Linked DNA regions of Homo sapiens: region 2 is linked to region 1. A link is a loop called in an ENCODE intact Hi-C map of the cell type or tissue named here. Cell type or tissue: PC-9. All regions are shown on one strand. Links, peaks and the distances in the headings refer to the core of each region. The heading gives the core; the rest is flanking DNA. Region 1 overlaps LINC01215 (long intergenic non-protein coding RNA 1215). Region 2 overlaps CD47 (CD47 molecule).

Region 1 (15,380 bases), core at 5,005-7,504:
CCATACCCAGCTAATTTTTGTATTTTTAGTAGAGACGGGGTTTCACCATGTTGGCCAGGATGGTCTCGATCTCCTGACCTTGTGATCTGCCCGCCTCAGCCTCCCAAAGTGCTGGGATTACAGGTGTGAGCCACCCTGCCTGGCCATTTATTTTTAACTGTAGGGCATAGGGCAAAAAATTGATAGCTAGTGTTCAATAGCCTACTGGACATTAGGGTAAAAGATTTTTTTAAAAAATTTTTAAAAATTATGAGTGAGGAATGTAGTGGGCCATTTGTGTTTCAGAGTGGAGGGCTCTGCTATTAGGCAGACATTTGACTTTTCACTCGGCACATCCACATTCCAGCCAGTCTCCCAGTGAATGGTGATAAGCTGGCCCTGATCATGCCTGTATGGCTACACCCCTCTCTGCCTTGTTGAGGCCTGAGTTAATTTGAAGTGTTGCAGAGACATGTGTTGATTCCTGTGGCTACAAGGCTCCCGGAAGTGTCAGAGGCAGAGGTATTGTTTCCTGGGAGGGGTGTCTTCCTGTGTACCGCTGGTGTACCACTGGTGTATGCCTGCCCAGAAGTTTGTTCTTTCACACCCACAGGGCCACCTGAAGAAACAGAGATAGGGTCTCCCACGGAATGGGGCAGCAAAAGAAGTAAAGCAAAAGTGAAGAAAAGAGAAATAGGGGGCAGCAAGTGTTCAGGAAAAGGGGGGTCAGATAGGAGAGAGAAGCAAAGAGAAAAATCAAAGTGTATAAAGCAAGTGGCGGGACTCGCTGAGCTGTAGGTGTAGTAAGAAGCTATCACACCAGCCTGTTAGCTCCCTGCAGGATTCACAGCATCAAGGATGGTGAAACCGAAAGAAAGAAAAGGTAGTTCAGCAGGAAAGATCAACAAAGACAAATCCTGGGACGAATCCAAGCTGCTATTAGAATCGAACCAAGCAAAGATATGACCACCTATGTTAGCGACCTGTTGCTTAGTTTATTTTAAATGAAACTCATATTTACTTGATTAATTTAGAAAATCTGAGATTCACTAGAGCAGGAACTTTGCCTTCCTCAGTTCCTAGACCAGTACCAGTTACATGGTGAAGGCTTAATAAATATTTATAAAGGAATGTTAATTAATCAGCTGGTAATTGATATGTAAAATTGCTTGAAATTATAAAATAATAGTGACAACTAAAAGTAATACAGTGCATAATAGTTTAGAAATCAACTTCATGATTATCTCATTTAATCCTCACACAGTCCCATCAGGTATCACCATGATCATCCTCACCTTAAGAATAAGACACTAGTTCGAAGCCACTCTATGATTTGTGCCTGGGATTTTAATCAATATTCTCTGATGCAAAAGCCAACCTAGCACTTTGCCTCTTTGGTCATGTTGTATGTGCCCACTCATGATAAGTGCTTGGTATATTTAAGTAGTCATATCCATAGTAGGTATAGGTATCAGTTTGGATTCTCCAGGAAGCAGAATTACGAGTGTATGAGGAGGAGGGGGTCACACCTGGGAAAGATAAAGGGAGACTGATCAAGGTGGGGCAATGTATTAGTCCATTTTCACACTGCTGTAAAAAAATACCTGAGCCTGGGCAATTTATAAAGGAAAGAGGTTTAACTGATTCACATTTCCACATTGCTGGGGGAGCCTCATACTTAGAATCATGGCGGCAGACAAAGAGAAACCAAGGACCTTCTTCACATAGTGGCAGGAGAGAGAAGAGCCAGTGAGTGAGGAAGTGCCACTCTTTTAAAATTATCAGATCTCATGAGAACTTCCTTACTACCATGAGAACAGCTTGAGGGAAACCTTCCCCATTATCCAATCACTTCCCACTAGGTTCCTACCTTAACACCTGGGGATTACAACTCAAGATGAGATTTGAGTAGGGGCACAAAGCTCAACCATATCAGACAGGGGTGCTGATGTGCCACTTATGAAAGGAGAGGCAGAAGGAAGCAGGATGGAGCTGGGAGTGTCTCAGTCCATGATGTAGATCTGACGAAGTCTTAGCCAATATAATGGAAGTCCCATAGCAAAGACTGCCTGCAAGAGAGTCCCACACTGGATAGAAATGGCCTGGCCTGGCCATGAACCTCCATGCTCAGGCAATGTCTGGGTCTGCCTAGGATGTGCATGGCCTTGGCTTGAAAGTTAAGGTGGATTCTACAGACGGTGTAGCTGGATGCTGTTGGCTAACTGCACATCTTGCAACCCGACAGCAAGTTATTCCTTGAAGGGAAAAGCAAGTGGTGCACCTCATGACTATATATGTTTACATTTTTAAAGACATGACATTTTAATATAATTCCCACTTAAATACTTTAGCTGGCTATTGTTTTCTTTACTATACCCTGACTTTCTAGTTAGTGAACTATAGCCAACATAGAGACCAAATGTCCCAGTTTGAAAATCCTAAATTCCTACCTACAGGGTTGAGAGAAGAGAAGGGATTATGCTAGATTGAGCAATTAAAATTTGATACACTGGATCAGGTCAACTGTTACAAAAACACAGGTGCTGCCAGTCCATTTTTCATATCCCTGGCAGACCTGGCCGATTGATCACAGCACTCTTCCTTATGAGTTGTGTTGTCTGCCTCAAAATTATTTTCAACATTGTGATCCAGACAGCCATTCCCAATCTATCACCATTGGCGCCTAAGATGAAACCAATTTATCATCCCATCACTAGGTAATAGGGGAAAAACACAGGTCTTGGAGCAGGTGTGTGTGCTCAAATGCTTGTGAGGGTGCTAATGAGAGTGTGAGATTGAGGGAGAGGTGATGAAAATACACACTTGAAATTATTTATCAATTAGAAGGTTATGTTTTAATTTTTTAATTAATAAATCTGTTTAAACCCAGAATACCTTTTTCCCAGAGGCAATATTACAAATAAGGATTATATACAAAAGTCAGCATCTAAATCCTTACCTATCTATATATAAGTATTACTGCATTTGCTTTTGGATCCTAACAATAAACTCAGTGCTCATTGACCTTAACAAATAGGGTTTTATTCTTTCTCCCATAAAAAGAAATCTGTAGGTAGGCAACTATCAGCATAGGTTCAGGGTTTTAGCAACAGATCTTTGTGATTCTCTTGCTACTTTCCTTGTAGTTACAGAATGGCTGTTGTTCCAGGCATTGTCTTCAATATTATTTGGAGGTAATTCATCAGGAAATATAAAACTCTCTAAGTAGTCTCCCCCAGAAGAATTCCATGTACATTTCATGGGCCAGACAGGATGACATGACTGTCCCTAGCTTCAAGAAAGATGGGCAAACCACATATTTTATTTTCCAGCCTCTGTGCTGGGAGGCAGCAAGGGAGAAGGGGTTAGACATAGCTTTTAGGTAGCTTGCCAATAGGGAATGGTACTTAGACCTAAAAGATAGCAGTACTAGTTTTCTAGAGGTTAAAATAATACTCGATGTTCTCAAGCATGAGCAGAAATATCCTGCGTTCACTCCTTTACTACTCACTTCCGCTTTCTAATAAAAAGAATTTGATAAATATAATGAGCATCTCAGTATATTTGCCAGGTGAGTGTGGATTCTACACGTTTGTGCTTTAGCAAAATAAATTACTACTTTGAATTTTAATAGACTTATGTCTTAAAATCCAGTCATTGGATAGATTTAAGGTGAAATGCTGTTGATACATTACTATTCATTGTAGGATTAACCCAACAATCCACCACAATTTAAATGAGAATTTAAAAATCAAATTAACAGTGAGTTATAATGAAAGGTAAGAATGGCAGAAATGGAAATCTCCAGCCCACTCATGATAACAACACTCAAAATGTATAGCCTATTTACTAAAAATTACAGAAGTTCCAAACTATCTCCTTGTCTCTAAGTGAGTCACATGCCAGAATTAACAGTTCTTTGGTGCTATGCAATCTTCTTAGTATAGCACAGAATTAAGTCATTGGTAAACTGTAATAATGTGCTAATTTTAGATCATTATGCCATAATGTAGTAATCCTTAGTAAATACTTAGTAAGTTACTAGAAAGTAGCTCTTCATCATATGCAAAAAATAAAACTGAAGACATTGCATGTCATTGGCTTCCAAGAATTGGAGAAAGGAAATTTTAGAGTCAGTTTTTGGTTCATCTATAGGACAGTATGTTGGATCATATTGTAAAGAATTGAGATGCATAGATGAGAGCACTAGTTTGAAATCAACAGCTGGATTTGACTCCATTCCACCTCTGACAACTTAGGACAAGTGTCTTAAGCCCTGCATAGCCCAGTTTCCTCATTATTAGACTGGCAACTACTAACACAGAAACTATTCTACTTACAATATGGTTGTAATTGAATCTGTTTGTTGGAAATTCCAAAGTGACTAAGCTTGCTGTCACAAATGCACTTCCAGGAATAGGAGCATGAATCAGTTTCTCAAAGCTTTTAATAAAAGCTGGTGTTCTTGTTTATGCATGTTCAATGCCATGTCTGCCTAGGTGATAAAATAATGTTTGGTGCATAGAAGGCACTAAAAATATAGCTTTTGAATGAGTGAAGGACATTTTCCCCAAAATTATTGTCATTTGTCATTTGTCTCTGCTGGAAGTCTGTGGGGGCAGATAACTGTTCTTGGGGATCTCCCAAGTGTCCTGAGGAGGTCCTTAGGAGCCACAGCCTGCATTCTCGTCGCCTCGCCCCTCATGTGGATGTGAACCAGACTGGAAGAGGCATCCCTTTGCCTTGAGGCAACAGTTTCAAGAGCAGAGTCTCTTTGGCCAGCTCTTAAACTTCTCCCAAGTTAGCCCTCCCCGGAATGAACAGGAGGCTCCTCTGCCCATCTAGTGTCAAGGTGCCGACTCAAGAAGTCATCCTTTGTCTTCCTCTTCCATTCTCTTGCTGATATTGTCCACGGACACAGGCACAGCACTTTTGTACGTTGCACGATTTGCTCTTTGCCCTTTATAATCATTTCTACTATTGAATAATTCATCCTATATTCGTGTGAAGAGTTCCTCTTTTTCTCATCACTTCCAGTTTTTAAAAATCTCTTCTGTTTCCATGGTAATTGTATATATCAACAAGGACTTTGAACACTCTCCATTTTCTTGGATTTATTGAATCTGATGTGGTTAATAATGCTTGGGAAAACTTCTCAAAAAAAACTCTCACAAACACAGCAAATGCATTGATGGTGAACAGCACAGTTTTTGAGTTCAAAAGGCAGCAGTGTACATTCCATATCATCTGCTGTTACCATGTAGTATGTTCTCACAGGAGAGCTTGGGATTTTATCTGTGAATATCCATAGGTTGAAAGTTGGTAAGCAAAAGAACATCTGTAACTAACCTACTCTTTTTCTGCAGGTTTGTTGTTGGGATAAAAGTTAACGTGCTCTAGTGCACTGTAGCCTATAAAATGTTATCCTTTCTGTGACGCATGCCCCATTTCCACCATGCCATGTGGGGACACAAGGAACAGATCTTTGTCCACAGGAAAAGTGGAAACTCAGAGTTGAATTTCCTCTTCACTCCAAAGCATGACTATGCATGCACACACACACACACACACACACACACACACACACACACGTGCGCGCACACACACACATGCACTCAAACTCCTAAGAGCTGGAGGCAGGGATCCTGGCTCAGAGTTAGAGCTCTCACAACAGGAAGGATAGAGACAAAATTCCTAGTTGCTGATCACTTGCTAACTCTCTTCATTTTCAGAAGAAAACACCTCCTGGCATTTGCTTAATGGAAGGCACCTTTCTAGTCAATCACTTGACAAGTGTTCTGAATTGGATTTTAAAAGGACAGAGGTTGAGATTAGGGTTAGGGATTTTTATTACATCTCAAAGTGCCTGTATAAATTACACAGTGGGGATTTTCAGTTGAAAGCTTTTCCAGTTAATAAACAGGAGACTCATGTATCGGCATTTTTGTAATGCTATAAGAATGGGGAAGTGTAGGTTCTGGCACGTATTCATGTAAACAAAAAGTGAGTGACGAATTTTTACCTTGAGTTTTAGAATCACACTCTTATAAATAATTTACATACAAGGAGAGATCATAGAGATAACCTGTAGAAAAACAGAAAGATGAATTTTTTCCAGCTAAACTTGTCTTGGTGCAGAACTATCTTGGGCATATCAGATTTTATAAAGATACTTTTCCTCTTACATTTCACACTTCACTTTCACTATCCAGAAGCCAAGTGGAGGCATTTTCCCTGATGAGTGGGAGTTGTAAGGACTAGCTCAAGAGTAGAATAGGCTTAGGCAAAACTATAATGTAGGGGAAATCATCCATGTAACCTGAATCCTATTTTAGTGTCTTGAGCCTAAGCCCTATCTTAATCCCCAGAACCCCAAAGTTCTGCAGACAAAAAGTTCCCCATAGAAGTGGCCTCCTGATCTTTAAACAGAGCCATGGGCTTAATCTTCCTTTTGCTGCCATCTAAAATTTAATAATTCTAATATTCATTTCCTCAGGGCCTTAGCTTGTGGACAAGCTAATGTATGCCAACATACCCAGAGTTCTTATGATCTAAAAGTGTTATTCTCCTGGGTAAGTGGTAAGTAGTTTGCATTTCAACAAGGATAAATAAATGCCTTGGTTCAAAAGAATGACAGGGTAGGGTTGTTAAAAATATTACTTCCTCCAGGAAGCTTCTGCCTCCCTCTACCCTCATGGATTAGAAGTTCCCAGGAAGGCTCCTATGTAAAGCATGCTTCTCCTGTCATGGTATTTGGCACCCGTCATTGACAACACTTGTTTAATAAGCTCTGTGGGTACAGCCCCATGTATATTCATACACATATACTGTTGTATTAATTCCCACCACCCGGCTCCCTGATGGAACACTTGAAGGACATTAATAAATACTGTCTGTTGAAGAATGAACAAAGCTAAGGGTTTCAGGGACTCTAGAAAGATAATAGAGTGAGGGAGAGACAAGCAGTATTTGAAGGCCAGATGGCTTTCACTGATGCTTCCTACTTGGTTATTTTATAACTGACAAACCTCTGAAAATGCCACTTAAAAGTAATAGTTTTCAGTATCACTTTAAGTGCTTTAGAATCACACTCAGCATTGGATGTAAATGGTTAAGGAGGGTAGCCTCGGTCTGCTACTGCCATAGATACCTTTAATATACAGAAATTACACAGAAAGTGTCATGGCATTCTTGTTTTACCCAGTGAGAAAATCCACTGTTCAAATCGAAACCAATATGGAAATTACTCCTTCCATCAAAAGGAGCAGAGGACGAAAACAAAAACAAAAACAAAAACAAAATCTCCTCAGCTCCACAGTGATGACATAGAAAGTTCAGATAAGAAAGAGAAAGAAGGCTTTGGGAAAACAAAAATAAGAAAGTATTTCAATGGCATTCCAAGTAAATAGTGGCTAGAGTTTTGGCTCAATGTACTAGCAACACAGTGATAAGGGCTCTTCTCAAAGTAAAGTGAACTTGGAGCAAGTGAATGAGGAAACACTGAAAACGGGTGGGCTGAGAAAAATGCACCCTCTCAGAGCATGCAGTGAAGGCTCAGCTGAATTAATACAAGGAAAGGAAATTTTACCCCAGACTATAGATCACTCGTTTAACCTTTCTCATGAGAGTCTTCTTCAGTTGTTAGTGAGGGGGAATTGTAGATTTATATTAGACCTGCATTGTAATATAACAGAGTTTAGCAATGCACTGTGGCTAAGACAGCTATATAACCAACTGGATGTAGTTCTTAGTGATACCACACTCAGTCATTTTCAGTTCTGCTTTCCTTTCGTTTTCCTTTTTTCCTTCTCATTTTCTCTCTTTCTATCATACATCAAGTTAAAGAATGTCTTTATATGCTGCCATAGACAAATATATATGAACCAGGTAGACCAAGAAACTAAGTAGTACACAAAGTGGCCAAACCCAGTAAAAGCCTATAACTTCTACACGTTTTACACATACACACACACACACCACACTCATTTAATTCCCTCAACACCTCTACTCTATAAAAATTTTATGCCTCCCCTTTTTTTGGTTTAGTAAACAAATTCAGGTAGGCTCAGTCATTTGACCAATGACAAACAACTAGAATATGGAGCATGAATTTGAAGCATCAGAGTCTGTACCCTTTTCTCTGAATATTTTGGGAGATAATTGGTACAAAGTAAATAAAAATCAATATTGTCATTATTGTCTACTTAGATAACAATGCAGTGTCTTCATTCATAATGGATTGCAGTTCCCCACTCAGGAAGAGGACATTTTTTTTAAAACTACATGATACAACTGAGAGCTTGGAAGCTATCCATGCATAAGTTTTAAAACCCAGCAGCTTCATGGTTTCCTCCTTCTGTTGGCCTGGCCAGTGGACACAGTGGTCACGTTCCTGGCATGGAGATGTCATTCATGGTAGGTGTTCTTGAATTGGAGCCTAAGGCTCCAGGACTTTTGTGGGTTCCTCCAGAATCCTACATCCTTATACACTCCCACGGGGTGCCTGCCCAGGTGAGTGGCATGCTTCATGGTATCCTTTCAGACTCTATCACTCCTACTTCTCCAACCCTGACTTACAATATGACCTGGGGAAGGATTAGAATGTTGGTATATTTTAATTTGCTCCTATGCCAAATCACAGTGCTTATATTTGCAACTCTGAGAATTGATGGGGACAATACATAGATTTAGAATTCACATGTGTGAGCACCATGAAGTACTTTGAACTTCACTAAATGGGGAAAATACAAGACACTACATTTAGAAATTGTTTAGGAGCAGCAAATGGAGAGAAGCAACATTTTTGCTTTAAAAAAAAACAACATCACAACCCCTTGATTATGTGCAGCACACAATTTAACAGGTGTGTGATTTATTCATTTATTCACAGACTCATGGACCAACCATTCCATCACAGCACTATTGTCTGTGAAGCAAAACACATTTACAGCAAACTGTATCAGCTCCTCAGAGAGACTGAATTAACCCATCTAAAAATCCTTTGCTTCCGATTGAAAAAGAGGGTTAATATCATCCAAATGATGAACATAAATAAACTTTACCTCAGTAAAGTTCTTTCCATCTTTGGATTTCTGGGTCATCTCTAACCAGTGCTTGATATGAAAGGGGGAAAAATAAAACTTGTGTATTATTTTTAGTGGATAAATGGAATATAATTGTTTCTCCATGTGTATCTAGAATTATGGCCTTCTTGGGGAAAGTACTACAGCCCCTCCCTTCCCTGCTCACTCATCTCTTTTCTTGGGAGAAAGATGGTTTTTCTGATTGGTGAGACTGGGGAAAACTTGATACCCACTCTGCCAGGTTTCTTTACCTGACAAAGTTAAGTGTTCATGAGTCATTTCTCTTTTTCTCTAGGTCTCTCAGACCCAAGTGTTACCAGTGAAGGGTGTCCAGGTTCTTGGCGCTTTGAACAAAGAATTGGACAAAACTCACAAACAAAGCAAGAAAAGAAAGAAGCAACAAAAGCAGAGATGTATTGAAAATGAAAACACACTCCACAGGGTGGGAGCAGGCCGAGCAAGCAGCTCAAGGGCCCAGTTACAGAACTTTCTGGGGTTTAAATACCCTTTAGAAGTTTCCATTGGTTACTTGGTGTACACCCTATGTATATGAAGTAGTGGCCTGTGATCAGTCTGATTGGTTGGAAGGGACCAATCAGAATGCAAACGTCTGATTAGTTGTGGAAAGTGACCAATTAGAGGCTGAAGTGAAGTTACAAAGTAATACTCCCACGCAAATGAAGACTTGGCCCACAACCAACCTGATTGGTTGTGAGAGGGGACCAATCAGAGGGACTTTCAGTTTTTCACCTGCAATGCAGAAAAAGGGTGGCAGGTGAGGGGTGTTGCAAAGGGAGTAGCCTCTGGTCCTTTTGTTACTTGGGCACTTGGGCGTGGAAAGTGGGGGTTTTCCTTTTGATTTAGTTCTAGGAAGTCAGCGTGAATTGGCCTTACATTCCCTGCCTCCAGACCCTATTCTCCTGCCTCACAAGTGCTCCTAGGAGCTGTACATGCCTGTCTTTGTCCCCATGTAGTCAGCTCGTTACAGGTGGGTCCTGCTGGGTCTTTCGTTCTTGCTTCTCTGCTTCAAGATGGCTAATAAGTCCTGGTCCAGTGAGTCCCCAGTGCAGACATAGAGCAGAAGGGAAGTGGGTCCAGTTGCATTTCCTGCAGTTTAATAAAGAACCCTGTGCTCTCTGGCCCATTACCTAAAGCTGATATTGTGCTTGGAACGTGTAGTGTTATCCAATCCAGCTTTACCACTGCTAAAGCTGATACCACGCTTTGATCCTCTGCTTGCTCATTTTGCCAAGTTCTTAACTGCGTGGAACTGGAAGGTGAGGGCTGGATGATTGATTTTTCACCCTGCCCCCAAACTCCAACAACCGAAACCAAGGGTTCTTGAAGAGAGAGGGGCAGGGCAGCAACAGGGAGACTGAAACTTGGGGTGGGGGGGGGGCGGGGGGAGGGGGGCGGACGGAATGTTTTTGAAGTGTGTGTTTGCCTAAGGTGTGTGTAGAAAGGTAGCTACTTTTCAGTCTCTGCCTGCCTTTAATCCATTACAATGTCCTAATTAAAAACATTTAAAAAGCTACATTGGAAAATGATCCCTGAGGCTAGAATGCTGTTGGCACAGTGAAAAAGACGCAATCAATAAGTAAACAGGCAATGTCAGCCCGGAGAGCTTTCAGAACAACATGCCTACTCGGGGGAAAAAAAATTACAAGTCGCTTTAGCCTATTTAAATATTTTCCAAGATCTTTGTTAAATTTCAGGTAATAATATTTCTTCCTTTGAACAAGCGTTGTATGTTTGCCTTTGACTGAGAATGGCCTAGGCTAGAGACCATTTGGTATTCAACTTGTGACTATTTTAGTATGGGGCTGGACCCCAAAAATTCATGCTCAATGAAATGATTTTCACTTACTGAGATGAATTTACTTTTTGCTTCCTTCAGCAATTCATCAATCTAATGGAAGAAAGAGTAGCTATCATCATAATGAGAATAGACTTCTACGAGTATGAGTCAATGTCAATACTTTATTTAATAATGCAAATTCTATTACTATATATTTGGTCTCAATCCAAATTTGCTTTAAATTGAGTTTCCTTGCCATTGCACACTCCTATCTTTCTGAACACACACCACCCCACACACACACCATACACACTTGTTTCATTGCGCTTCATTTTATTGCACTTCTCGAAGAATGTGTTTTTTACAAATTGAAGATTTGTGGCAACTTTTCATCGAGTGAGTCTATTGGCATCATTTTTGCAAGAGCATATGCTCACTTCCTGCCTCTGTGACAGCATTTTTTAGCAATAACATATTTTTAATGAAGGTATGTACATTGTTTTTTAGACATAATGCTATTGCACACTTGACTAAAATGTAGCCTAAGTATAATTTTTATATGCCATGGGAAACTAAAAAAAGTGACTTACTTTATTGTAATATTTGCTTTATTACTTTGGTCTGGAACTGCCTCACACTATCTCTGAAGTATGCATGTATAGCTTTTCATAACACAGATATCACATTTGACCAGATCCTATTGTTACTGAACAATGTTGATGCTAACATTGATGATATCAATCACTATTACTGGAATCATTATCAACATATCAATAAATATTTTTAGAACATTTTGAAATTGTCAGCTGGGTTTTGGTTAAATACTTCTTGTCTGATATATTATATCCCAAAACAATAACAGTAGCTGAAAATACCAGAGAAGATATACTTTTTAAAGTAACATATTGTCATAACGTATAAGTATCAAAATTTCATACTGCAGCATGACTGACATAAAGAACACTTTGTTGTTGTTGTTGTTGTTTTGTTTGTTTGTTTGTTTTGAGATGGAGTCTCGCTCTGTCACCAAGGCTGGAGTGCAGTGGCACAATCTGGCTCACTGCAACCTCCACCTCTCTGGTTCAAGCAATTCCCCTGCCTCAGCCTCCAGAGTAGCTGGGATTACAGGCGCATGCCACCACGCCTGCCTAACTTTTCTGTATTTTTAGTAGAGATGGGGTTTCACCATGTTGGCCAGACTGGGCTCGAACTCCTGACCTCAGGCAATCCGCCCATTTTGGCCTCCCAAAGTGCTAGGATTACAAGTGTGAGGCACCACGCCCAGCCACAGAACACTTTTAAACCACTGAACTGATAAAGGGGCTATAAAACTCTTCTATTTCATTCTTTTTTTTTTTGAGACAGAGTCTTGCTCTGTCATCCAGGCTGGAGTGCAGGGTGGCAATCTCAGCTCACTGCAACCTCTGTATTCCAGGTTCAAGCAATACTTGTGCCTCAGCCTCCTGAGTAGCTGGGATTACAGGTGTATGCCACCAAGCTCAGCTAATTTTTGTTCTTTTAGTAGAGACGGAGGTTTTGCCATGTTGGCCAGGCTGGTCTCGAACTCCAGACCTCAAGTAATCTGCCTGCCTTGGCCTCGTAAGTGCTGGGATTTCAGGCATGAGTGACTGCACCTGGTCTATTTCATTCTTTATAAGCAGAAAACTCTAAATACTTCTAGGATAGGTGGTTCTGAGCAGTAGGCATCTATGTATTTAAGAATATTATGGAATCTTCTGGTTTCTCCAATCCTGTCCACCTATCTTCATTAGGATGTCCTGGGCGTCTCATGTGTTAGCAGTGCCGTTGACCCTTGAACAACACAGGTTTCAACTGCACTGGTCCACTTATACATGGGTTTTCTTTTGCCTCTGCTATTCCTGCTAAACAAACCCCCTCCTCTTCCGCCTACTCAACATGAAGATGATGAGAATGAAGACCTTGATGACTGATCCACTTCCACTTAATGAATAATAACTATATTTGTTGTAATTTTCTTAATAACATTCTTTTTCTAGCTTACTTCATTGTAAGAACACAGTATATAATACATATAATATACAGAATATGTGTTAACTGACTGTTAATGTTATTGGCAAGGCTTTGGGCCATCAGTGGGGTATTAGTAGTTAAGTTCTTGAGGATCAAAAGTTATACTTGGATTTTCAACTGCATGAGGGGTTGGTGCCCCTAACCTCCACATTGTTCAAGGGTCAACTGTAATTTCCCAGCTCCTGTTTCTCTGGTTTCTGACCTGCTACTGACCTGCTTCCAGCTTGGCTTTGTAGTCTCCTACTTCATATCCTCCTTTATTCCTTGAACCAGGCCTTTGACTTTGGGATCCCTTCAAGAACACTTGGCTCCTTCCCTCCTGGCTACACATACACATTGTTAGGAGGGATAAGCACCCTAGCAGGCTCTAGATGCAGCTGCTGTCCTAGTTTCTCTTGTGGGTGGATTTGGGACAGCAGGGATTCAGACCATAATGTGGTTGTTCCTCATCCTTCTTTACCTAACTATTAATCATTGGATTTCTTCAAGGCTTAGTCCTAGGGAAGCCTACTTACTAACCCTGTACGCTCTCTGAAAGAAGAAAAATCTACACTTATTGAGTAGTTAATTGAGTGGTTACTAAATACTGAGAACTATGCTAAAAGTTTCAAATGCAAGAAGCCATTTTAATACTCCCAACAGCATTATAAGGTAGGGAATAGTATATTCTCTGTTTTTAAATATATGGGAAATTCAGAGTATTTGAGTAATTTCTTCATGGTTGCACAGCTAGGAAGTAGCAGAGCTGGGCTGCAAACTGAGATGGCTTCATTCTAGGACTCCTGCTCTGAACCACTACCCTATATTGGCATTGGTTTCTATGGAAATCTTTAAGTTATCTCATCCACACTTTTGAGTTCAATTGCCATCAAAGCATTGATGACTCCCAAACTTCAGTTGCCTACTCAACATCTCCATTTGAATGTCTCAAGAACACTTCAAACTAACCGCATTGAAAAGTGAACTCAGGTACCCCAACCCCTTCAAACCCAATCTTCTTACGTGTTTTCTTCATCAGTGAAAGGAAATCATCTTCCATTAGTGGGATGAGCCAGATACCTCGGTGTCATCACTGGCTCATCACTCTGCTTCAGTTCTGTACCCAACCCATTATTAAGTCCAGTGATTAACACCTCTGAAATGTGTTTCAAAGCAGTCCTCTTCTCTCTGTCTTCGCAGCAACCACCTTTGTCCAAGACACATTATCTTTCATCCAATCTAGTGGATAACGCTGTGCTAGTTAGGGTTCTTCAGAGAAACAGGAACAATAGGCTATATAGACAGTCCTTGACTTTGGGTGGTTCAACTTAAGACTTTTTGACCTTACAATGGTGTGAACCTGTCTCAGTTTTGACATAATATAGTACAGTATTCAATAAATGACATGAGATGTACAACACCTTATTATAAAACAGGCTTTTTGTGGCTGGGCGTGGTAGCTTACACCTGTAATCCCAGCACTTTGGGAGGCCGAGGCGGGTGGATCACAAGGTCAGGAGATCAAGACCATCCTGGCTAACATGGTGAAACCCCATCTCTACTAAAAACACCAAAAATTAGCCAGGCATGGTGGTGGGCGCCTGTAGTCCCAGCTACTCAGAAGGCTGAGGCAGGAGAATGGCGTGAACATGGGAGGCGGAGGTTGCAGTGAGCCGAGACCACGCCATTGCACTCCAGCCAGGGCAACAGTGCGAGACTCCGTCACAAAAAAAAAAAAAAAAAAACAGGCTTTCTGTTTGATGTAGCCTACAGCCTCAACTGTAGGCTAATGTAAATGTTCTGAGCATGTTTAAGGTAGCCTGGGCTAAGCTATGATGTTTGAGAGGCTATGTGTATTAAATGCATTTTCAACTTACAATATTTTCAATTTACAAAGGTTTATGGGAACATGACCTCATCATAACCTGAGGATCCTCTCTATATATAGATGTATAAAAAGAGATTTATGAGGGATTGGCTCATGTGATTGCGGAGGCTAAGTCCCACAGTCTGAAATCTGCAAGCTGGAGGCCCAAGTCAGCCAGTGGCCAAAAGGCCTGAGAACCAGGCCAATGGTTTAAGTCCCAGTCTGAATCTGAAGGCCCAATAACAGGGAGCACCAATTTATGAGGACAGGAAAAGATGGATGTTACAACTCAAGCAGAGAGAGTGAATTTGTTTTTTCTCTGCCTTTTTGTTCTAATGGGGATCTCAAAAAATTAGATGATGCCCATCTATGTTGGTGAGGTGATCTTCTTTATTCAGTCTACCCACTTAAATGATCTTTTCTTTTGGAAATGCCCTCAAAGATACACCAAGAAATAATGTTTTCCCAGCTATCTGGACAGCTTTTAGCTGAGACAAAGTGACACATAAAATTAACCATCACAATACCTGGCTGGTCTCCTCCTACACAGCCTTGTTCCTCTTCATCTGCTCTTTACACGTAGTCTAAGTGATCTTTTCAAGATGCAAATCTGACTATATCA
Region 2 (17,109 bases), core at 6,475-8,974, 80 kb before region 1:
AGTTTTCTGAGAGGCCTCAGCAGGTCATAAATTTAGGTTTGCCATGGGCAAACTACTTGGTCCCAACATGAAATATGACAATCAATTTGGCATAAAAGAGGCACACGGGAACATCTGATGGACTAAGAAATAACTATTATTAATGCAACTACAAATATGAATATCTTATTACACAAACAGGAAGAATTACGTATTTTTACAGGGTATTGGTGAGCAGTCAAAAAGCGTGGCAAATTACCTAGAAGTTTTAAAAGTTTTAAGTGATCAAATATTTGCATCAAATATAATTCCACCCAATAAAGAACTTTGTATTTAAATGTTTTTACTAAAAGCACAAAATTAACCTTTGCTCTCCTGTAGGTACCCCACCTTTGTCCATACAGAAGATGCATGTGCCTATCTCATACGTATGCACATACAAACACACATCCACAAACAGGTAAAAAACGAATGCTAAAAGTCTAAAAGTACTCCAGGCGATCACAACTGTCAGAACATTAATTTTCTTCTAACCAGGATAGGAAATGTGGGTTTTGTTTACTTTTCAATCATAGGGGAAGGGGAGTACGAGGCAGGACTACAGGAGGAAGGTGATGAATGTTTATCATGCAACATAGATACAACAGTAATAAATCCCCATTCAAGGGCTGGCCTGTTGGCCTGATGGTGACACACATTTTGTTGCCATGCAGGAGACTCATAGTTCAAATTTCAATCTTGCTTTTTTCATGCCCCAGATCAGAAAAGAAGTGAAGAAACACTGTAGATTTTTGCCTTCAAATCAGAGGAAGGGAATACATATGTTACAACCATAGCTATTTTTGCTGAAAAGTGTGAACACAGTGCTCTGAGAACAAGTCTGGCTCCTTCCTGCAACTGGTGCTACCGTGTCACTAGACCATGTTCAAAGAGGAGAAAAGGTGCTACATCTTGTACAGCAGAAGCAAGTAACAGGAGGACAAGACAGGGTTTCAAGGGGTTATGTGAATAAAAGGAAAACATATCCATCAATAAAAGTACCCTAAATCTGGGAAGGACCTGTTACACTGTTTGTTGAAGGGGGAATGTGGGAATGGCAACCCCCAAGAATGAGGACCACTATCTCCATCAATATCACATCATACGGAGATCATACAAGATGCTCCCAACCAAATTCCTGCCTGTACTTAATTTATTATTCCATTGACCCAGAAGTGGCAGACACCTCTCAGCTAATGCCATACTGCCATAACTGCCCAAAGCTGCTGTGAACCTGAGTTGGCAAAGGTTTGATGGAAGCCACTGGTTTTCATAGATATCTCTGGGTAATCACCAGGGCAGTGCTAAGTAGTTATCACCCTGAACCAATTTAAACTGGTTACCTAGAGGCCAGAGGCCCTAGGACCTGAAAGGCATCATTCTTGGAAATTGTCCATTCTACTATTGCCCCTAATTGATTAAAAATAACAACAAAAAACTGGATCTCAATTGGGCAAACAACATAGATCATAATTATTTTATTAACTAAATTACAGCTGCTTTGAATAAAAACTTAACTAACAATCACGTAAGGGTCTCATAGGTGACAACCAGTTACTTTTCTTGTTTCTTCTCCCCAACAGTGAATCATCAAGGCCATGGTGCTTAAACACAAGTGTATTCCTTTCACGTCTTACTACTCTCCAAATCGGAGTCCATCACTTCACTTCAGTTATTCTGGAAAATTGAAAAATGAACACATAATCACTATTCGTGTCTATTTTCTATCCATTAAAAAGTTGACACATTAAAAAAAGTTTCAGATATATAGTATCTAAAAATTAAGAAAATAGACCTGCAAAGGTCAGAGACAGAAACCAGGCAAATCATTAGCCTTTTTAATTTCAGTAAGAAAAAGGCCAATGCCAAATGAAAGTAAAAAATCAACAGAGTCTGATAATCTCTGTTTGCTGGGTTGGCTGAGGAAAAGCCAAGAGATGTTGATTTTTCAAAGCAAAAGATGTTGATCCTAGAATAATATTCTATAATATTCACTTTGGATCTCCATCATTCATTTAATGTAAGTAAAATAAACATCTGATCAGCTGTAGATGAAAGAGAAAAATGGTACTGACTCTGATCCCTAGGAAGCACCCTGAACCTCATTCATTGACAAGGCAGACATACTGTAAGCAATAAGCAGTTGTCAGTGGGAAGTACCCACCAGCCAGACATTTTAAAAACAAATTCTGATCAGCTGAATATTAGCAAAATTAAGAGAATCTTGAAGATCATCGTAGATTTCATCACAAATATTCAAGGCAAAACTGTTTTACAATATTTCCTGATGCAGTAGTTTAAAAAAGTCACATCTTAAGAGAAATTAACAAAGGAAGAGGCACTCAAGATTCTTAGATTGCTTTCCTGAAAATGGAGAAAAGTTTAGTTTCTTCATACAGCTACAGAACAATGACACCACCAAGGAAAAGGAAAGGACATAGAAATTAAAAAAAAAAAATAGGACATCAGAATGTAAACATGAACAAACCATGCCACAATTCCTGGAACAAACCATGCCATGCCACAGTTACCAGAACAAACCATGGTCACAATTCCTGGTACTAGTCATTTTATGTTTTGTTATGTCTTTTAACTTATTCCTGTGAACTATAGTCTTTTTTAGGAGGGTAATGGCTTATATAACAAGACATGCTTTTAAAGGCTGTGACACAAACATACAAAAGTAGGATCATTCTGTGACTCCATGCTGAATACACGTTGTTTTAAACTTTGTTCACCAATGCATGACTGGAGTGTTTTTTTTTTTTTTTTTTTTTTTTTTTTCTTGAGACGGAGTCTTGCTCTGTCACCCAGGCTGGAGTGTAGTGGCACGATCTTGGCTCACTGCAAGCTCTGCCTCCCGGGTTCACGCCATTCTCCTGCCTCAGCCTCCCAAGTAGCTGGGACCACAGGTGCCCGCCACCATGCCCGGCTAATTTTTTGTAGTTTTAGTAGAGACGGGGTTTCACCGTGTTAGCCAGGATGGTCTCGATCTCCTGACCTTGTGATCCGCCCGCCTCGGCCTCCCAAAGTGCTGGGATTACAGGCGTGAGCCACCGCGCCCGGCCGACTGGAGTGTTTTTAATCTTATGCAAATATTAATGACACTTGGGGGGAATATAGCTTCCTGAGTTAAATGCTGCACTTTGCTACAGAAGAGGGCAGGTAAGGTCACAGACTTTAAAACAGTAAAATATAAAGCAAACTATTTACATGACCGAGGAGTGATTATAAATATCAAAGGTAAGAAGACATTTTTTGATAAGATAAAAACATAAACATAATTACTAAATGCCAACAAAACTGAGGAATCATAATATGTTAAGGTAAAACCAAAATAAATGCTTGTAGCACTCAATATCTCAAACCTATGTATCTTTAAGAACAAATATATTTCTTTGAAATATTCTATAAAGATTAGAAGTTATTAGCCCAGAGTTCTTAAAAAAAAAATGGAAGCAAAAGCTGAGGACGAAACATCTCTCTCTCTCTCTCTCTCTCTCTCTCTCTCTCTCTCTCTCTCTCTCTCAACCTCTCTCTTTAATCATCTCCCAAAAGGTTAGAACCAAGCTCCTGATTGGAAAAGCAGAGATGTTAAGTCCCCATGGGTTAAATGCAACAAAATCACCAACACAAGCATAAAAGAAACTCTGTCAAAATGATAAAGATTTGTGCCAGATTATTTATGTGCCTTATAAAAGGCATCTTAAAGTTACAGTCACCAGACACGGAATCTGAAAAACATTTTACAAAAAGTGGTAATTTCTCTTTGCTGGGAGCCATATGACTGGAGTCTGATTCGTGACACCCTACAGTTTTTACAGTAGTAGTTTTGCAATTTTTAGCAAAGTAGATTTAAGTTGTATACATCAAGAAATGTGAACCTTTATCATCTGACAGTGTCCCTTTTACTAAAAAAGAGCCACATTTTCAAGAAGCTTTTTTGTTTTCCAATGTCCATGTTTTAACTGATCTATAATTATTAAGTGCATTTTATACTTACCATCATTCATCATTCCTTTTGATTCTTTGAATGCTAGGATTAGTAACAAGCCAAGCAGGCAGTTAGTGAGGTTCCACAATTGGAAATCATTTCTAAATAAACAAATATGCAATGATATGCTAACTAGTCTACAACTCTACAGCCAAATTAATTGTAAAGCTATCATTTCATTATGTAGCCTTTCTGTGGATCATACCCACAGCATTCACAAAGGAAACAGACTTAGTTGGGAAATCAGATCTAGGTTTACAAAGAAAGAAAATGAGATGTTTTGGTCTATCTCTGTGGCAATAGCCTGTATCTTTCTAAAATGTGTACATCACAAATTGGAAGTAATTGGGATCCTTCTCTACTAGGGGGTGCCATGCTTCGTCTCAACCAGTAGCAAAAGGCAACGATCCCCTTGCCCAAATATCACTTGGTTAAGGTAAGCAGCTACTTAGACACAGAATAGTGCATTTTTCCCAGTGGTGAGAATATTATAAAAGTAATATTCATAATTCTTTTTTATTTTTTTTGAGACAGAGTCTCACTCTGTCACCAGGCTGGAGTGCGGTGGCATGATCTCAACTCACTGCAACATCTGCCTTCCGGGTTCAAGCAATTCTCCTGCCTCAGCCTCCCGAGTAGCTGGGACTGCAGATACACACCACCATGCCCAGGTAATTTTTGTATTTTCAGTAGAGACAGGGTTTCAACATGTTGGCCAGGATGGTCTCAATCTCTTGACCTCGTGATCTGCCCGCCTTGGCCTCCCAAGGTGCCGGGATCGCAAGCGTGAGCCACCGCACCCAGCCCATAATTCTTGATGAATAATCAAGAGTAGAGATGCCAAGGAAAGAAAAAAAGAGGAAAAAAACCTAGATTCTTCCTAAGGCATAGACAGGGCATTCTAACTGTTTTGCGGGCCAGATCAAATTATGATCTGGTAAAGGATTAAGAGTGAAATAACCACATACCATTAAGGGGTTCCTCTACAGCTTTCTGAAAAATATTTAAAATATATTTACATAAAAATATAATTTATGTCATGTCATTTTATAGTAAAACTTATATATGCTAATATTTAAATTACGTAGTAAGCAGTAAATCCTACAGTCAAAAAAAAAAGAAAAAACAAAACAACGAAATAAGCCTGTAAATGTTAAAGCAAAGCTTGCCAAGTCGGGTTAATAGTTTAATAATAACTGTATTATTCTCTTAATATTATTTTTCTAAACAGAATTTCCCACTTCACCACTCTCAGCTCAAGAAATTCTAACTTCTAAAAATATGAAAGTGCAAGCATAAATAGCAACAACAGAATAAATAACACAGTGAAGAGGTGGAAGCAAAACAGAATCATCTTTAAGTATCGCAAATTGAACTCAGTAACTGGGAAAGAAAATGTGTTAGGATTCACAGGTCCAGTTAAGTTGCTGGCCTCTTGTGACCAACATAGCTATGGCACCAATCTTTCTAGAATATACCCCTGTGGTAGACACACATACCCGCCCCACCTGCCCTTTAGGCACAATGAGGCTTGTCAGACTTAGAAGCATATGTGACCTCTACCTCCGGCCACAGACAGAAGACTCTCTTTGGCATTCCAGATACATCTATCATCACTCCGTTATAGGAAGCTAAGTACAATATAATCCTTTCCAGAGCTTATGTCCACAACATACCTCTTGGGCCTGTCACTGTGATAAGTCTATGTTTATAAATATGCTTTTCTCTTCATTTATGCCCTCCTAAAATTACTCCTTTCTTGCAATTTCCTCAGATGGCTTAATAAGGTATCTAAGGTACAATGAAACCTTAAGCACAGTTTTAAGGGAAAAAATGTTTATAAAACATTTGTATGGGAGAGGATCGAATCATAACTCCGAACAGATGTTTTCAGCAATATTTACATTTATTTTATAGATTATAATTATCAGTGATGTCAACTTAGTATAGATTTCTCCTCATTTTTAAGCCTGAAATTGTCATTCTGTGTATGCACATCCAATGAATCCAACAGGTGAGGTGATATATTGGAATCAGCTTCCTTCTGATTGCAGAGATAATATAGCCATTATTCCTACTTTCCAGTTTTGGGTGTGAGAAGTCAGTACAATCTTAAGAAATCATTTATTCCATCCCATTGACACTAAAATGACCAAACACAGGTTTTAAAATAGAACTGGACCCATTCATGCAAAGGTCATGCAATGACTTCAACATTCTCTTAATTTGACGTGAGACAAAACAGATAGCAAAATATCTCAATTACCAAGTTCCTCAGTCTAATCCCTCAAATGATCATTCACAATTCATTTAATAAACTTTAACTTACCCTAGGAGGTTGTATAGTCTTCTGATTGGAAGCTGATATAAATAACAAATAAGAATATAAATTTAATAAATGAAATAAACTAAGGCATTTGGTAATGTTTAATTTTAAGATAAAATGTTCAGGGCTAAAACTAAAGGTGCCAGAGATGTTAATGAAAGAGTTCCAGCTCTGACAGTCTATTCAAACATGCTGAATATTCTTGATTATATACACTGATTTGAAAAATGAAGCAAATAACCCATCTACATCAAATAGTAAACACATTCTCTCATTTGTTTATGCCATCTTTCCCCCAAATCAGCCACTTGTTACACTGGCTGGTGGGAAAATGCTGTCACCAACATACCCCCACCATGGGTGCTCCATCCTCCCTCCTCTATCTACCCAGAGTGTAGACAGAATGTGCCAGAATTTGTCCCCACTACTCCATCTCCCTTAGCTCACTGCTCCTGTGTCTTACAAGCTCAGTCTCTTTCTCCACATCACTCCCTGGGTCTTTCCAGTTTCAAAGCTCCAAAGAGCTAACAAACTAAAGAAAATACTCAGATAGCTCTGAGTATTCCTCTATCTATTTCTTCTTAGCTTTCTGAGTTGCCTTTTTCACTGCTTCCAAATGGATTCATTAATGAAGTTGAAGGAATACAGTACATGAGCAAAGTGACGAAAGGGAAAAAGAATACCCTAGTTGGGGAGGGAAGAAGAGATAGCTTCCTTATAAAAAAAACAAATGAGAAGGCTGGCCGTGGTGGCTCATGCCTGTAATCCCAGCACTTTGGGAGGCCAAGGCAAATAGATTGCTTGAGCTCAGGCATTCAAGACCAGCCTGGGCAACATGATGCAACCCTGTCTCTACCAAAAATACAAAAATTAGCTGGCGTGGTGGTGCATGCCTGTGGTGCATGCCTGTAGTCCCAGCTACGTGGAAGGCTGAGGTGGGAGGATCTCCCTCGTCCTGGGAGGCAGAGGCTGCAGCGAGCTGGGGTCGTGCCACTGCACTCCAGCCTGGGCGACAGAGCGAGACTCCATCTCAAAAAATAAAAAAACCCAAAAAAACAAATAAATACAGAATAAGAATCCTACAGATGGAAAAGCGTTGAACAGAAACATGCCATGAACCACTCAGCAGGAGGGGGATCCTACTGAACAGAGAGGCCCATTCCGCTGGGACCTGGGCTGGATGACAGCACTGGATTTTCTCATCAGCAGATGGAGGCACGCCTCCAGGACTGCTCTGTGTTCCTTACTATTTATTTACCACCACTGCACACTCGAATTCTGTCAAGCTTCCAAAGCTGGCAGGGAAAAGGGTGGGTCCTGACCCAAGGAAAGCCAATCTGTGAGCCAGCCAAAAGCTGGTGAGTCTTTCTCAAACAGGAAAAATGGCAACAGACTGGACTGACAAGTTTCTCCCTGCCACTGGACTCTAAGAAGAAACAGAAAAAAACCCAGAAAGTTGGTGATGGGAAGGGAAAGTGAAAAAGAAACAGAAAGGAGACAAGGATGAGTCCAAAGCTGTAGGTAAGAAAAGTTGTCTGTGAGAAGGCATGAATAGGATAAAAAACAGTGGCATAAACAAGAGGGTGAGCTAGCTGGCTAATAGGCAAAGAATCAAAGACAGAGGAACTCAGGAACTATAACTGACAGGGGCATCACCTTACTCTTGCTGCTGAGAGGGCAACACGATGCTTCAGTTCTTTGATATGGAATGGATCCTTCCAATTCCTAGACTACATACTGTCCCACCCCTGTGAGGCCCAGTTATGTATCTGAGCTCATAGGAGTCCAGTTTCTGTTAGTGCCATGGGCGGCTTTAAATAGGCCTCCCTTACTGTGGAGGAACCTGGGGGAGTGACTTGGTCCTTGTATCCAAACAAGAAGCCAACCTCTTTTTAAAGTAGAACAGGGTAAAATGGGTTGGGATGCACTACATTTAGCAGCCTCCCCAATAAACTAAGCAGAAATACAGAGCTTTATTTGGGAACATCAGGATAGTTACATGTATATACAACTGACTTCAATGAAACCATGCCTTATATCTATGTTCTACAAAGAAAAAGAGAACTAAACAACTATCTAAATTTCTGATGGTAATATGGAAGTTCAGAGATAAGGTTTTAGAGTTACATTTTTGAGCTCATAAATGTATTTATCAGAATAAACACTGCCAGGTGTAGTGGCACATGCCTGTAGTCCCAGCTACTTGGGAGGCTGAGGTGGGAGCATTGCTTGAGCCCAGGAGCTCGAGGCCAGCCTGGTCAACATAATGAGACCCTGTCTCTAAAAACAAAACAAAACAAAATAGAATATTGCTAACCGCCAAGTAACTCCTTTTCTTCCCTAATAATGTAGAAAGAATACTTTCTAGTTCTAAATCTCCGATCCAAGGGATGTCACAGTTGGCTGGCCCATTCTGAAAAAAAAAGATTTATGAAGAATGGTACTTCAAAGGGACATCAGTCAGTTGTGATCCCTCTAAATATTATAAAACCAAACAGTGTACAAGTTAATTTCACCTGAGTTAATTCTCTCCAATATGGATATAACCCATGTGACAAAAGAATTATTACGATTTCTGCTGCTACCATGAGCCTAAGACATTGACAGCCATATATATATATTTTTTAACCACAAGCCTTAAGCATTCCATATGAGCATACTTGCAATGCTTCTTGATTTGTTCTTCTCTCCCTGAAACATCTGACTCCATGCCATAAATACATTTCCAGGGTTTAAATTTTTCAGAAACATTTTTTCTATTGATACCAAATTTACCTCTCCTTAAATTGAACAAGAAAATATCTGAATTTGTATCTATACATAGATATAAATTCTACGTATATATTCTGCATCTGCATCATTCTAAAATATCTGGGATGTTGTGGTAAATATGGTACTTACTGCTACCAGATTGATTTGTATCAAAACACTATATGCCCTTATATTGAACTAACTGGTAATGGCTTTAAAAATGAGAAAGTATTGATCCTTATAATTATATAAACGTTCTCTACAAACAACAAGCCCAACTTTAGTGAGTTTGGTTAGGTTCTTGTAATCTTTTCTATGCTTTCACATTAAGTTATTGTGCCCAGTCCTTTTTCTCATCTTATAAAATTAAAATGCTTCCAATAAAAGAAAAAAAATACAACACAGTTTAAAAAGTTAAAAAATAGAAAGTGAAAGTCACTTTCACAGAAAGTTGTAGAAAGTGAAAGGCCTACTCTTTAAAATAGCAAATTAAGGCTACAAATTTAAAGTTGGAAATAATAAAAATTATAAAAGTTAAAAATCTCATAGCGACATTAACTTCTTCTTGAAGAGAAAGCTTGGATTTTTAACTATTTGAGGATTTTATTGCATTTAAATCAAAACACAATCATTAGGCTTTTCTAAAACAGAACACGTGCAATGAGTAAAAATTATTTTGGAGACACTTAAAATTTTAACTTCCTAATATAAACGCTCAAATTTGCAACCTTAATGTTACATAGATTCAGATTTACACAGTCAGATTATATAAGCAAACCATATTAATGTTCCTCCTAGTCTACCATGTTATCTAAAGAGCAACTTTCCTGTACCTTGTCTCTTCTTGCCTTTCAACTGACTGTAGGTGTCCCTCTGAACCCTGGCATCAGACAAGTTGATTTAAAAAGTTAATTTAGGATACTATCAATAAAATTAGGACACTATCAATAAAATTGCACTAAATTTTAAACATATAGCATAAATTTTAGCATATAGTATACTTATATGCTAACCTATGACAAAGAAAAAATAATTTGGGGTACTTGTCAAGATTTAAGTCATTTTAATTTTAATGTCAGAACAGTGACAGGTACAGTACAGTGGTTTCACAGGCTTGGAGGAACGTAAGTGATGGAGAAGGCAGGAGAGTGAAGTTAAGGAGGTGGCAGATAGACAATGCTTAGTTCCACTTGAGACATTGTCACCAGACCTGCTGGCAACTGTACTGAAGATCATTCTATGCTAGATATGGAAGGCATGGGGTGGCATGGGAGTAAAAGGGAGGACAACCCAGATAGTGAGGAAAAAATAAGAGCGTGCTGCCCGTCAGCCAAAGGTATCTCATACTACTTCACCAGAGTTGTATGGATACTGCAAATCACACACTATTCTCAGGCATTTGTGGGGAGCAACAAAACCAGGAGTGTCATCTTCCAGAACCAGACACATGGTGATTGGAAGATGTAACAAAAATAGAATATGCACCAACATTCAAGATGTTCACTGTAGCTACCACATGAATTCCATTCTGCTTTAGATGTCTCCATTGTATTTTATGGCATTATGTGGTATAAAATTAGAAAATTTCATTGAGCAACAACTAAGACTTATGAACTCATATGCTAAGGATACGCAGATTTTAGTTAAGTATTTTAATTATTTATCTAATAAGCATTAATTAAAGAAAGACACAGAATATATGACAGAATTGAATTCAATTAACAATCATCAAGAACCAAAGTTCAGAAATAAAGGTAAAAGTTTTTTGAAACTATTATGTGAGTCATATGAGAAATTATTTGACTATAACAATTCAAGTTTCGTATTAAGTTTTAGAAACACATACAGCAAAGTTTACCTAAAGCAAAGCAGAAACACTATTTTTTTACTCCATTAATTTATAACTTTTGATTATTTTGATAGGTGGTTAAGAGTATGTTTTATTTCATAAAAATATAATTTTTTTAAAAAACGGAAACTAATATAAATTACATTATTGGGAACATCTTGAGCTTAGGTAAGATAACATTAGTTTCAGGCACAATTGAAAATATCTCTCTGTGTACATATATCTCAATAAAAAATAAGAATTTATGCAGAAATGTTACTTGAAAATTGGCAGATTAAATATACAAGTTAGAAACAATGAAGTAAATTCCATACTTACTAATAATTGATTTTAAAAGGAGTAAAAGCCTAAATTTTGAAACTCAATGTTTTCATTATATTGGTTTTAACTAGAACTGTTTTAAAGTCATGCATTAGAGGTCACTGCTCTTTAAATGAACAAAATTGATAGATTGTGAATTTTAATTCCTGTCTGGGGTGTCTATGTCTGCAAGAAAAAGAGCAAGTGACAAACAAACAGGTCTGTGCAGGACAGCTCTATCACAGAAACACTGGAACAATTAAAAATCCTATTCTATTACTTAAAATGGATCCTCAAAGATCTCTCCCCTTTTACTTAGTATAAAAAGGTACACATTCTAATAGATAAAGCCATTTTCCTTTAAACTACTTTGGAAACCAAATTTTCATTAATCCTATATGTCTTCTACCCTCTTTAATTACCCTCAAATCATTCCAATTGTATTTTCTGACTTCTGGTCTTAAACTGGAAGAACCAACTAAAAATCCTATATGTCTTCTACCCTCTTTAATTATCCTCGAATCACTCCAATTGTATTTTCTCATTTTTGGTCCTAAACTGGAAGAACAAACTAAAAAGCATTTTCTAAGTGATATATCTGAAATTATTGGCATAGGTTAATGAAAATAAGATTGACTTACCCACAAATTTCATATAAACTAGTCCAAGTAATTGTGCTAGAGCTAAGATACTCAAACCTGAAATCAGAAGAGGGCCATGCATTGGTATACACGCTGTAAAAACAAATAAAATTCTGTATTAGAAAAGCATATGAAATAACTTACTAAAAAACAGTAATAATCCCAAGTTTTAAGAGAGTTATTCTAACGATCAAAAAACAAAAATTATCCATATATGTTTATTAACTTAACCAGTAAAATGACTCAAAATTATTAGAAGAACAAAGCCCTCCTTTGCATAACACATACCTTATCATATCAAGAAATGGGAACTGGTGTTTCAAGTCTAAGGCTCCAACCAATTTGAGCCCAGTTATTTTAAAAGCTCTTCCACAAATACAGGCATATCAGTTTGGGTGCTAGAACAATCAGCCACCAAGCCATATATACAGCTAATATCTTTGTAGCGAGGAGGAAAGCACTATTACCACTGGGGTAAATTGGAAGTTTAAAAAGAAAAGCTCAGAATGCTAAATGCTGTCAAGTATATGAATGAACAAAAACTCTTATTTATTGGTGGTGATAATACAAAATGGTACAGCTATTTTGATACAGAGAGTTTGGCAGTTTATTTCAACATACTCTTTACAGTCCCGTAATTGCACTCCTTGGTATTTGCCCAAATGGAATTGAAAACTTATGTCCACATAAAAATATCCATGTGAATGTACTTTCCACTCAATTTTGCCATGAACCAAAAACTGCACTAAAAAAAAAAATCAAGTCTATATATTTTTAAAAAGAGAGAAAGAAAAAGAAAAAGGAAGAAGAGCTCTGTCCAAAAGTAACCCAAATTAGGTCTACAGAAAGATGACTCTTACCCGCAATACAGAGACTCAGTCCAACCACAGCGAGGATATAGGCTATCACCTGAATAACCAATATGGCAATGACGAAGGAGGTTAATCCAATCGCTGGAGGAAGGAAAAGGATGTAACAGAAGCATGTCAAGAGTATTTAAAAAGCAATAACTTCCACTTGCATTTGGTATAATCAGGGATCTCCTAAGACCAAAGACTGACTCTGGAGTTCATTGTTTGACGGTAGATGTTAACTCAGTGATCTAACCCTTCCACACAAGTAGTCAGCTCCAAATTCACACATTCGGCAGCCTTTAATTTTCACAGTCAGCTAAGCTGGACTGGAAGTTTTTACCCTAAATCTTAGAACAATGCTGCTTTTACCACACTTGTGCATTTTACAATATGAATGGCTATTATGAATGTCTTCTCCACATGCACATGGAATTGCTCTTGCTGAGGGAACCATTATGCAAATACCTGACTGTAAACATCATGCTCTCTATCTCTAGATGTCATTTTATAACAAACTAATACCTTTCCAATGTACAACGAGCCAGAGATAGGCTCTAAGACCAAGTGTTAAATGTGACTCTTTAATAGTAATAACTAAATATGGTAGTGATCTACTTTCAAAATGCAGTGAAAATGATACTGATTATAGTTTGGATTTCCATACCATCTCTTAAAACTACAGTATTAAGGTTTGCTAATAATTAAAACAAATATGTTTCTACTATTTGTGATTCATAATTCCATTTTATAGAACCAGTCTTCTTAATGCAGAAGCAGAAGCTTAGCAAAAGAAGAGAAAGACTGCGTTTAACATCCACTTATAACTTCAAAAAACTGAAATTAGAATATGAAAATAATCATTAAGAAGTTATATGGCATAATTTAAAATTATGCTGATTGGCATCAAATACATATGAAAGTCACTTTTTACAAAACAGCTAACCTAGAATAACCTTAAAATTAATATGAATGGGAAAATGTCACTAAGAATAGCATGAAAAATCTTTTAATAAACCTACTCTTATTGAGTTGTAAAAAATTTATATGAGCATTTTCACCAAAACTGCTGTTTTGTAAATGAAAAAGGTAGACAAAATCATACTGTAACAATGAAAACTCACCTGTACTAAACACATAGTAGTGAAGTAATATTAATATCCCTGTAGAAGTCACAATTAAACCAAGGCCAGTAGCATTCTTTAATGAATATTCACCTGTCAATAAATAAAAACATTTAAAATATTTTCCTACATACTTTTTAAATGTACTAATCTAAATTCTGTGCTTGACAACTGTGAAAATTTTAAAAATATACGTTTCCCTGAAAACCTCACACAAAATTAGTGACTATTTTTTGATTAAGACCAAACTTAAGACATCTAAATCTCAACATTTAAGTTTCAACATGCTGAAACCTTGAATTGGCTCTGCCTCCTTCTTAACTAGTTTACAGAATTCCAGTGAGAAACTGTGTATTCATCTTTTACTGTTCCCTTCATCTGCTGTATTCAGTATGCCCCAAAGTCAAATCAATTGTTCCTTCAAGTTGTCTTCTGAATTCACCTCCTTCTTCCTGCTGTCTTCACTAACTTCAGATACCAATAGAGCTGCCAAGCCCATGTTCCTAAATATTACACCTGCACTGCATTCTTCTCCACAAACGATGGTGTGCTATAGTTATTAGGTTGAGTCCCAGCCTTCCTTTGCTTTTCTTTACATGTGCTACATATCCTCATTTCCCACTCACATTCCCATCCTCCAAATGCAACTGCCAATTTCCAGACTTGGTTCCCACATTCATTCTACTTTCATGTCTTGGCCAATGAAGTTTGCCTCTGTAGTGAGTTGAATGATGGCCCTAAAATTATTTCTACCTCCTAATCCCTAAAACCTGTGAATATTACCTAATACAGCAAAAGAGTGAATACTGCATTATATGGCAAAAGATATGATGAAGTTAAGGATCTGAAAGGAGGAGCTTACCCTGGATTATATGAGTGGGCTCTAATTCCAATGACAAATGTGCTCATAAGAGAGAGGCTGAGGGAGATTTAACAAAAACACAGAGGCAAAGACATAGAGGAAGGAGGAGGCAATGTGACCAGAGAGGCAGAGGGTGGAGTTATGCTGCCGCAAACTAAGGAATGATAAACACTGTCATTCTTCAGCAAATTCCAGAAGCTAGAAGAGCCAAGAAATGGATTCTTCCATACAGCCTTGAGAGGGAGTGTGGCCCTGATGACGTCCTGATTTCAGACTTATGGCCTCCAGCATGGAAAGGGAATTGCTATTGTTTAAGCCACCCAGTTTGTGGTCATCTGTTCCAACAGCCCTAGGAAACTAATGCAGCCCTCCTCACCTTGGAATGCACTCATCTACCTCCTGCGTTCCTGCCTAGGAACTGCACATCTTACCTGGGACGAAAAGAATGGCTCCAACAATGACAATGACAGTGATCACTAGTCCAGCAACAAGTAAAGCAATTGTTTTCTCATCCATACCACCGGATCTATATTTAAGTGCTTAAAAAAGAAAAACAAAGAATTATATGAACTCAATCACAAGTGAAGCCATTTTAATAACTTGTAAGGTACAGAGACAAACTGACAGAAGTACTATAATGTAATAACTTATGAGGAACAACTCCTTAATATCATCAAGTCACCTCACATCTCTTTCATAAGCAAATGGATAACGTCACGGCAGTATAAATATGGATGGTGAATTTATAGGTGACACCTTATTTTCCTACACTAACAAATGAGGTTCTATACATCAGTCTTTCTCGGTTGATGTATTACTAATAAATTGAGCTAGATAAGTTTTTGGGGGGAGGGGGGACACTGCTCTGCATAATATAGAATGTTGAGGAGCATCCCTGGCCTCTACATACTAGATGCTAGTAACTAGATGCCAGTTATGTTAATCAAACTGTTTTCAGACATTGTCAATGCCCCCGATGAGCAAAACCACTCCAAGTGACAACACAACACTGATGTACATAATACTAATGGGAAATAATGGGTTAATTAACAATATTGAGAAAAAGAGAATTTTGTCCTACCTTATAAAAAATTAGTAAACAATCTGGAAATCTAGTTATTTTGTTTTGAAAAAAATGACAGAATAAAACTGGGCAGATTACACCCTTGTGAAATCCTGATGAAGAAAAAAAGCTTAAATTGTTCAATTAAAATATTTTAATAAAAATAAACTGCAAAGACTCAATGGGATTCATCATACATGTTATTGTTTCTGCTGCTAGCTCCACTGTCAAGTATCTCATACCTTCTCTGAAAGAATGGAATGGGTCAATCTGCGAATATTAGTTCTTTTACTATATATGAATCTTTTAAATTTTGGTTAATATTGAAGTTGATTTTTTCACCAAGGAAGTTGTTTAAGGCAACCTAAAAGCAAACTGAGTAGCGGAAAGAAACAGCGTGTGATTGAAATGCTGCTGTGTGTCATCCACATAGAGATAGTCTCCATGACAGTAATCAATTGGTGGCTGTCATGAAGGGGAAAATATTTTAAATGTTATATTTAGCATTTAGTTTTTTTTCTTCTACAGTGACAAACATTAAATAAAGTAAAAGCAATAAATAAGCCCCTAAATGATTGTGATAAAAATCTATGTTTAAGGTATATGACAGGTACCTAAATATTTCTGGAATTTCTATCTACCCATAATTTATAACCTCAATTTTAGTCTCTTTATGGGGAGATAAGTCCTAAGCAATAAATAACCAATTTATTAATGTGGATTTCAGTTACACAGTTGAGTAACTGAAATCCACATTAATCAGAGAAGAGAAACCCATATTAATCAGAAAACATCCTATGGCAAGTTCCCCAAGTTTTTATTTGATTCATTACTTCCGCCCAGCCCTGGACTTATGTGTCTAATACTCAGTCATAGCCTTGCCTTCTTATAAGGCACAGAGTTTTCATAACTTCCCTATTTTCTAGGCTCAAATGCTGGCTAGAATGAAACTGAGTGTATAAGTCACAAAAGGCACATACACAGAAAAAGGAACTTTCTCTAGACATATGTCACATTTTCCATTTTAATCCCATATATATTGTTATCTAAATAGAGCTTGAAAGTTCTGCAAAGGGTTATAAAGTAGAAGCTGTTTCAAATGCACCTCACAGTCAATCAAACATTCATAAGAAACTCTTCCAGGTTTAAGTCAATGCATAAAAAAGCTACTAAGATCAAGCAACAAGAATTTGCCTTAGAGTACAGTATAATTTCATGGAAAAAGGTTGACTTATGTTCTTCTTCTATATTTTTCTTTTTCTTTTCTTTTTTTTTTTTTTTGGAGACAGAGTCTCTCACTCCGTTACCCAGGCTGGAGTGCAGTGGCACA

What was found. Peaks named below come from ENCODE experiments on the same cell type or tissue, not always from the same donor. Only the 100,000 strongest peaks of a DNase experiment are listed, where the experiment ranks them.
Region 2: a loop joins it to region 1, with 2.7 times the contacts of the local background. A loop is called at or near these places in 3 of 110 quality-filtered maps.

Annotation. Positions count from the first base shown.
Region 1 is chr3:108,126,957-108,142,336 of GRCh38, forward strand. LINC01215 (long intergenic non-protein coding RNA 1215) reads left to right here. Exons shown (of 2, transcript NR_110030.1): 2 at 9,358-11,654. Among named protein-coding and RNA genes, the nearest start is that of LINC01215, 9.6 kb to the left of the region's middle. RefSeq lists enhancers at 4,099-5,298, 9,617-9,756 and a silencer at 6,967-7,126. In PC-9, for the core only: no CTCF peak of the experiment used is centred there; a DNase peak (open chromatin) is centred at 5,965; H3K4me3 peaks cover 1,370 bases; H3K27ac peaks cover 2,022 bases.
Region 2 is chr3:108,045,598-108,062,706 of GRCh38, forward strand. CD47 (CD47 molecule) reads right to left here. Exons shown (of 11, transcript NM_001777.4): 4 at 15,148-15,255; 5 at 13,855-13,947; 6 at 12,740-12,832; 7 at 11,880-11,972; 8 at 6,342-6,373; 9 at 4,981-5,005; 10 at 4,022-4,054; 11 at 1-1,695. The coding sequence ends at 1,691. Among named protein-coding and RNA genes, the nearest start is that of CD47, 37 kb to the right of the region's middle. In PC-9, for the core only: no CTCF peak of the experiment used is centred there; a DNase peak (open chromatin) is centred at 7,684; H3K27ac peaks cover 474 bases.